Regions from separate parts of the Homo sapiens genome. Here region 2 is linked to region 1. The links are chromatin contacts, found by Hi-C in ENCODE. All regions are on one chromosome and are shown on one strand. Each heading gives the region's core, a stretch centred on a gene start or an enhancer-like site at or near the end of the contact. The rest is flanking DNA. Distances are from core to core; before and after follow the strand shown.

Region 1 (4,054 bases), core at 540-3,039:
AGCGTTTTCAACAGGTGGAATAGAAACCCTGGGATTCCACTGGCACCTCTAGAACTAAGGGACATTAAATTTTCCATTGAAGAGCCTAACTACGATATGAATATGTCAAAATACCAAACAATCCAGATGGCTGATTGAATAGCCCAGAGCTCATCATTTATATTTTAATTATGTTCATAAATCAAATGTTATAACCCACCAAACCTTTTCTGAAACAGAACCAGCCTCCAAGATTTATTTTTAAGTAATGAGGTAAAGCCTAGTACATTTTCTGGGGGATCATTTTACGCCTCGGTTGGTGTTGTAAGGCATGAGGCCAAAAGCCAGACGATACTTTCTACCCAAGTGCAATAACTGCCCAGAAATGTATCACTCAGAATGGCTTAATGTCATTATAAAATGGAACTGCTATATAAAAATAAGAAAAATAGTTAGGTCTGTACACTTAAAGAACATTACAGTTATAGACATGGCATCATCAACAGCCAATCAATTAGGTCGAGGGATCTGAGGTTTTCATAATACACTGTGAATTTTTTTAAACCCTGTAAAAGACATTTAGCAAGACTGCTATAGCAGACAAATTTGTTCATTAGTCAAAGTTGCACAGAGGGTTAAACACCAGGAGGCTTTAGGTCACACTACAGTAGCAACCAATTAAAAAAATAATATTAGAAAGACATTCTGATTTGATGAGACTTTCTTTAAATGTACTTTGCTCTCTCTATAAAGGGAAAAAATATATAAAAGGAAACTCTTAAAGAGGTTGGAATGGGTTGCTGGCAGATTACAATTGATTTCATGCCAGTCTGACCTTGCACCACATTCTGTGATCTTTTCAGAAGATGAAACTCAAGATTCTGAACCTGTATTTCAGTTTCCTATGTAAATGAAAAGACACAGTCTCCTCTGTAGGTCCAAACACTAACGTATCAGGTCTTTGCATTCCTTTATTTAGAAAAAGGTACTTTGCAGTTTCTTCATGACTGGGATGTCACCCTTCCAGGGTAGCAGAGAGGAGCAGAGCTGAGTCAGTGGAAAAGGCATCCTCATACCCTGGCAGGAGACATGCCAGCGGGAGACCTATTATCCCTGGAGTCCCCACAACCTTCCCTCTCTTCCTAAGAATTTCTAAATCAGGAAATGCAGGTGTCATATTTTCTTTGATGTGCTCAATGCAACTAGGTCCAGGGGCTTGAGTGCAAATCTGTTTCTGCAACTGCATTTGGGACACAGGCTCTTCTTCATGTTTCTTACTTAGATTTCACCCAATATTCTGAAACACCAAGGAGTATGGGGATTTGATGCTTGTGGATCAAGTGCTAATTGTTTCAAGTCCTACCAGGGAGAACTCAAGGGCAGCATGAGCACAGATGATATCAGAATGTCTGGGTAGCGGGTCTGGGTCAGCCCCTGTGCATTCAAGTGAGGAAGCATTGACTGAAGAGTCTTTGTCAATCATGGAGGATTATTGGAGTTTGGAGTAGAACGACAATGCAAAGATTAACCTGAGATTTGGTGAGTGTTAGAAGCTGTTTGAGCTCAAAGCAAGAATCAACCCCTACAATATGGCTGTCTAAATTGTTGGGGGAGGACAGCTTTGCAACTAAAGGAGGGCAATGTCTAGCAATGCCAGGTGACTGGGATTGGTGAATGAACGGAGTCACACAGAGCTCTCAGAGGAGTTAAAGAGAACATCTTGCAAAATATTTGCTTTCTATTGTCATAATACATTCATGAATAATTTTCACTGCCGTTTATTTTGTTTGTTTGCAAGGTGAAGAACCTCCTGCTGTTACATCTGTTGTTATGACTCATAGTACTGAAACTGGGCTTCCTGAAGAGGGCTGAACGATTGTGAGTGGGATGAGTCAAATCTGGTGGGACTGACGTAAGACCAATACCACAGTAGAATGCAGTCTTCTCTTGCTGCAACTTTCAGGTAGGTTTGTGGGTATTAGAATTACTGTTTACAAAAAAGAATCAAATTTGATCCCATGGTGTGGTGGCAGAAAGCTTTGTTCCCACTGCTTTTTAAATGGGGGTACATACTCACAGAATATTCTTCCATGTCTTGGAAGCAATTCTCATCATTTGTAAGCAAACACTGGGCAAGAAAATCCCTATAGCAAGATTTTCTGTACAAGAATCTTCCCTCTGTAACAAGAGAGGGGTTTTTTTGTTTTGTTTTGTTCTGTTTCTTGAAGTCTTGGTAACTAGAACGGTGCCAGGGACTGGCACACAGTAAGCATTCAAGACATAGTTGCTGGATGAATGAATGAAGGAATAAGTGAATGAGAAAGTGAAGAAACATTGGGGCATGGACTTCTCCTTCCACCTTTACTACTGATTAAAAAATAAATAAAATCAGATCACGAGTTCCCGTTAGTCCTCATCACAGAATATAATTTTGTTTTTCTTTTGGAAGGTCAATCCAGCCGCCCAAATCAGAGGTTCAGCCCAGGTGTTCTGCTTTACATATTTCCACTTCACCATACATTTATTTAGCACTTCCGATGTGTCTCTAAGTGGTGTCTTACAGGAAATCAGAAAGGATGTTGTTTGACCATTCCTTTTAGATTTTTAGATGCCAGCTTCACAACTATTTAACCTTCCACACAATCAAAATTTAACCTTGAGTTAAAAACCATTAAGTGAAGTATGTGCATTAGAAGACTGGTTTCACTATGTAAGTATTCAATGTCCACAGCCACACAGACACATCTTTTACAAATACATTAAGGTCAGTGAGATGAGAGGAGGTGGTTCTTAGTAAAACAGGCCTCTTTCTGCAGGGTATGCATTCAGAAGGCAGGTATAAAGGCAAAGGCTTTTCCCTTAAGGGTTATTCCAGTCTTGCTCACGATGTATTTGCCCAACACTCACTCTTTGTATTTTGAATACTGGTTACTCAGCCTCTTGACACTTTTGGTACTGCAGATTGTATCACTAACAATCTATAGTCCTTATAATATCAGGAACTTGGAACCAACACTACTCTGTGTTAACACAAAGAAATAATAGGTTAAAAAATTAGCTTCAATCGGGGTTCTTCATTCCTTGATTATTTCTCATAAGGAATCATAAATACTAAAATAACCTCCCTGAAACTCAATTCACTGCTTTAAAAAAAAAATAAAAGGGAGAGTGGGAGGAAGAGCGTATTCCGTTTAAAAAAAAAAAAAAAAGAGAGAGAGAGAGAGAGAGAGACTGGAGATCAGAGAGAAACAGGCCAAATCTGAAAACGCCAGCTATTATGCTCTGAAGAATACAACCTGGAAACAGAATTGATGAGGGAGAGGATTTGACATAGAAGCTGCTCTTGGGAACTAAGTGTTATCCTCCACTCCAAATAGGAAAGATTTTCTGATTTCCAGGTTTTCCTCTCTCCTTCAATGCAGGGCACTATCGATACCAGAGAAACATTTATTTTGGCACAGATAAAGAACAGGTTTTGATCATCTCCTCAATGCCCAATTTTCCTCCAGTTGAGGGAATGAAAGAAAAAAAAAAATCTACCCTTCTCTGGACCTTGGATGAACAGGGCTATGGATTTATAAAATACCTAGCTACATTCAGTCAATAAAACTCATTTTGAAAATGATGCCCACGTATACAATTAACTGTCAGATGATAATCAGAGCAGGCATGGCATTCAAGCACCCATTTCTAGAGTCTTTGTTTTCATTCTTCTTTTCAAAACTCATCTCTGAGTTTTCTTTCTTTTTTTAAAATATGCACAAACACAAAACCCTCAAAAAATGAGGATTTTTGCCAAACATTTTAAAGAGCAAGGCTATGATGGGTGAAAGCAGAAGCCACACAGCAGTAATTCAAGAGCTTCATATTCACCCCAGTCCAGAGGAAGGCTTTCCTCCCTTGTGCAAAGCAATCTGAATTCCATACTGAGGGTCACAGCTTTTCTTTGAATTCCCAGCTTATGTCGCTATGTGTTGCCACCTTGATGCTATTTAGACAGTTTTCTCTTAACGCTCAGACAGTGAACTGTTCCCATTTAAACAGGCTTTTATTTGACAAGAGTACATTCCCTCAG
Region 2 (4,444 bases), core at 1,597-4,096, 650 kb after region 1:
GGGGGAAGGTGTGCAAAACCAGGAAATTTTTACTCTTTGATTATAAACTTCTCTAGTGTTAGACTTTTTTTTTTTTTACAGTTAGCAAGCATTACTTACATATTTTTTAATTAGAAAATGTGCATGACGCACAGTAGGCAGTGAATAATGGTAGCTCCTATTTGGAGAAGGTAGCATTTACTGAGTTTTGCTATGTGTCAAGAGTTGCTTTAGGTACTTTCACATAAACTGTCTCGTCTAACCCTCTCCTGCTGCTGAACCACACCTCTTGGCCCTTGGCTGAGTCCTCTTCTTGCCACACTAGCTGCATCATCCTGTTCTCCAAGACACACACAAACCCCAGATGCCACCTCTGCTCCAGCAAAAAGGGCCCCTTTGGCGCTGGCCAACTCCAGGATGCAAGTGGAACCAGAGGAGCATCAGAGGACAGAGGTGTGCAGGCAGCATGCCCAGTGCAATTAGAGGCGGATTAAGATGGAAACAGTGTGGGGTCCAGGCGTGATGTGTTTTTGTCATCTTGTCTCGGATTAGTAGTAATATATCTGCTGGTGTGATGGACGCATCTGCTTTCGTTTATTCTGAGCCCTGGTAAGCTCACAGGCTTGGATTAAAGCAAAATCATGCTGAGCGAACATTGCTATTTAGCTACTTTTTCCCCCTCTCTTTTTCTTTTCCATTTTCAAGTTTTAATGTGAATGTAGCAAGAAGCCATTTTCATCCAACATGATGACTTGGAAAAGATGCCTCTACTTCTTATATTCTGAAGGGGAGGAGGCCTGAACCAGAAGGTGGGACCTGAGAGGTCAGGTGTGTATTATAAAGGGCAGAAAAGAGAAAGGAGAGAGATTCTGTGGGTTGTAGAGAAAAATGTGAATTTGTAGGAACAGTTCTGAGATGACTAGATCTGCTACACTTTCCCATTAAAGCAATAAACAGCCACCTCCTCCAACAACAAAGTTGACAGTGCCCTGTATATTTCACTCCACATTTCACACCTCACAGAGGATTGGGCTTCTCCTGTCTTTTCTCTTGAGTCTTGGAGGAAGCGGGCTCTGGACCTCCCTGCCTCCTTACTGCTCTGCCATGCTCATCCAGCCACTTCAAGTGCGAGACAACCTCTCTGGTGTGAGCTCCTCTTCAGGCCAAGCTATAGTTAGATGGATCCATCACAGGTGCATCTCCTCATTTCTGAAACCAGGGGCTCAACAAGCTCATCTGCCTTATTTCACACCTAGTATTCCTTTAGTTGGATGTCTGGTTAACTCCGTCATTTCTTGCTGGCTGCCCAAATTCTGCCTCTCAATGCTGAGTCAAACAACTCCCTTTGCAGCCACCTGAATCCCATCTTAGAAAGTCTGCCTTCCTTGGTTTCAGCCCAGCACCTATTTATCCAAGTCAAAGCTTCAGACACTTTTTGGTGGACTACACAAGATCTTGAGAGTTCCCCTCTCTCTACCTAGTCGGGTTTTTCTGGTCAGACAATATGCTCCTTTACGCCATCCTTGTGTACTTAGCAATTTGCACCAATTCATCCTGCCAGTTCCTCTTGAGTTTCCTGTATTGTTTCAACTTCCTTTTTCTTTTAAACATATTCAGGACAGCAACATCTTTGTTAACCAAGGAGAAAAATTACAAAAACATATTTCTGAAATATTATAACCAAATGTAGACTTTATAAACGAGGCCTAGGAATAAACGTTAGGCTACCGGGTGAGAGAGATTAAGGTAGGAACAGTCTTTAAAAGTGAAATAAAATGATGCTGAAAGTCCTCGGGGTTGCATGGGACAGAGGGAAGGGGTGGCAGTGATTAGGTGAAGTTTAGGAGAATTGGAGGAGAAGATAGAGCTGAATTCAAACCAGAAGAGGTGTAAGGGGTGGTAGGAGGGCAGGACTGTAGCTGCCCTCCCTTGGAGTGAGGCAGGCTTTGGGTCCTAAAAATAGTGGCTGAGGGATTCACTTTCTTTTATCATCTGCATGGCTTGGGACTTCAATATCCTCAGATGACTGCATACCTTCTCCCTGACCCAGTCTACCAGAGCAGGGGCCATTTAACGGGGGCAGTCCCTCTGACTACACTCCATCTCCAGCAAAATAAAAGGCACTTGAAAAGGGCTCAATCAGATTCACCTTCAGAACAGCAGAATCTGGCTAATGTGATTTCAAGCTTCCCCTCACTGCCCCTGGAGCTCTCCACCTTCTTGCTGATGTCTCAGATTCTTTTAACAAGGGAAAAAGACTTTCATGCCACAATTAGGAATAAAAGGCATAAAATGCAAATGCCTGGCTGAGCTCCAGTTGGAGAATAATCAATCAATCCTTGGAATATAAATTACTGATATCAGATTCTTCCCTGCTATGATACAGGGGGGAGGGTTAAAAGAGTTAACACCTGAAATGGGCATTGCCAAGGAGATGGGCGGGGAGGGAGAGCAGTCCCTTTCAGGTGTACACCTTGAGGTTTGAAGTGTGTGTGTGTGTGTGTGTGTATGCTTTGTGTCACTTAGTGTTCACAATTCTGGGAGGCAGGCATTTGTATTCTTCCTGTTGTGCAAAAAAGGAAACTGAGGCTCAGAGCTGTCAAGTAACTATTCCCAGGACCAGTGACTATGAAACAAGAGATATTTAGTTTGAACTTGTACCTGAGGTTCTGACTGCAAGCCCAGTGAACTTGAAAAAATACACCAAAGCTACAGAAAGAAACTGGAGACAAAAGAAATACCCTACAAACTTTTTCAATTTTGTCTTGGCTGAGACTTGTTTACCTTCAAATAGGGGAGGACACATGAATGTGTATGTGGAGCAATTTTAGTATGGAACTGCCAAGGCAGGCAGCCCGCTTTGCATGATTTATGAAGACAACGAAAAAAAGGAAGTTGAGAGTTGACTTTGTAAAAATAACCTCCATTTACTGTGAATTTGCTATTTGAAGTACACCCCTGTTTTCATTAATTTATCCTCCCTTCACAAAGTTCCTTTGACCTTTCCTTTTCAATCCACTTATGCAGCCGAGGGCTTAAACTATTTCTAGTTTATCATGGACATTATGCTTATTTTTCTTTAAAACGTTTTTTCAATTGAAATATAACACTCATACAGAAATACACACAAAACACGAAACTACATAGTTCCACAAATTATCATGCAATAGACACCTAGGAAGCCGTCACCTAGATTGGGAAATAAAACACCTCTAGCATCCAAGATGCTCTCTTCTTGTCCCCTCCTCCCCCTCACTACTCTCTTTCTACTTCTGGAGGCTTATTTTTATCCAGAGGTTACTCTTCTTCTGGCTTCTAAGATTATAGATTAATATTGCCTATTTTGGGACTTTATATAAATAGACTTATACTATATATTATTTTGTATTTGACTTATTTTGATCACTATTATATACATGAGAGTCACCCATCGTTGCATACAGCAGTTTATTTTCATTGCTGTATACTTTACCACTGTACAAATATACCCCATTCATCTGTCTATTCCACTGTTAGAATTTGGATTGTTTTCACTTTGGGGTTATTATAAATAATGTTACTATGAACAACATCCCTGCACAATTTTTTTTTTTTTTTAGACGGAGTCTCACTTTGTCTCACGCCTAGGCTGGAGTGCAGTGGTGTGATCTCAGCTCAGTGCAACCTCTACCTCCTGGGTTCAAGCAATTCTCCTGCCTCAGCCTCCCAGGTTACTGGGATTACAGGCGTGTGCCACCCTGCCCAGCCTGTACGTGTCTTTTGGTGCACATGTGTATATTTCTGCTGGATATTTACTTGGGATTGAAACTGCTGGGTCATAGAATATATGTAAGTTTAAGTTTAGCAGGTAATACCAAGCTGTTTTCCAAGTAATTGTACCAACGTACAGTCCCATCAACAATGTCTGAGTGCTCCAGTGGCTGCGCAACCTTGCCAACACTTGCTATTACCAATCTTGTGAGTTTCAGTTACTCTGGTAGATGTGTAGTGGTGTTTCATTGTGGTTTTAGTTTTCATTTCCTTGATTACTAATAAGGTTGATCACGTTCATATGTTTACCGGCCTCTGAAATATCTTTTCTTATGAAGTCCCCTTTTCACCCACTTTTTAATTAATTGTCTGTGTTTTATTGATTTGTAAGAGCTCTTCATATATTTTAGATTGAATCTTTGCTTACTTTATATGGATGCAAATAACTTCTCTGTCTGAGCACATGTTTTTTTTTTCTACTCATGGTATCTTTTGATAAGTTGAAGTTCTTAGTTTTAGTGTAGTCTAATTTAACAGCCTTTTCTTTCATGATTAGTACTTTTATGTGCTTCTAAATAATTTCTGTTTTTCTCCTAAGTCCATAGAAATAATATCCTATATTATCACATAGAATCTTTATAGTGCTTTCACTTTCAGATATGAATACCAACTGAAATTAATTTTTGTATATGCTCTGGTATAAAGGTCAAGTTTA

The links. Hi-C counts contacts between places; a loop is a spot of excess contacts on that map. Pooled maps may share reads with other maps.
Region 2: a loop to region 1 is called in a pooled map, with 11 times the contacts of the local background. The contact joins two enhancer-like sites. A Hi-C loop is called at or near these places in 4 of 37 single-sample maps with no recorded cell type and 4 of 50 pooled maps.

The regions. Positions count from the first base shown.
Region 1 is chr11:115,220,787-115,224,840 of GRCh38, forward strand. All of the region lies in intron 5 of CADM1 (cell adhesion molecule 1), which reads right to left. Among named protein-coding and RNA genes, the nearest start is that of CADM1-AS1, 170 kb to the right of the region's middle. RefSeq lists an enhancer at 1,754-2,562. Within about 2 kb of position 1,790, at least 6 of the 41 ENCODE cell types and tissues checked have a DNase peak (open chromatin) inside an H3K27ac peak, as active enhancers do.
Region 2 is chr11:115,871,090-115,875,533 of GRCh38, forward strand. The region is part of intron 2 of LINC02698 (long intergenic non-protein coding RNA 2698); the gene reads left to right. Among named protein-coding and RNA genes, the nearest start is that of LINC02703, 46 kb to the right of the region's middle. Within about 2 kb of position 2,847, at least 3 of the 41 ENCODE cell types and tissues checked have a DNase peak (open chromatin) inside an H3K27ac peak, as active enhancers do.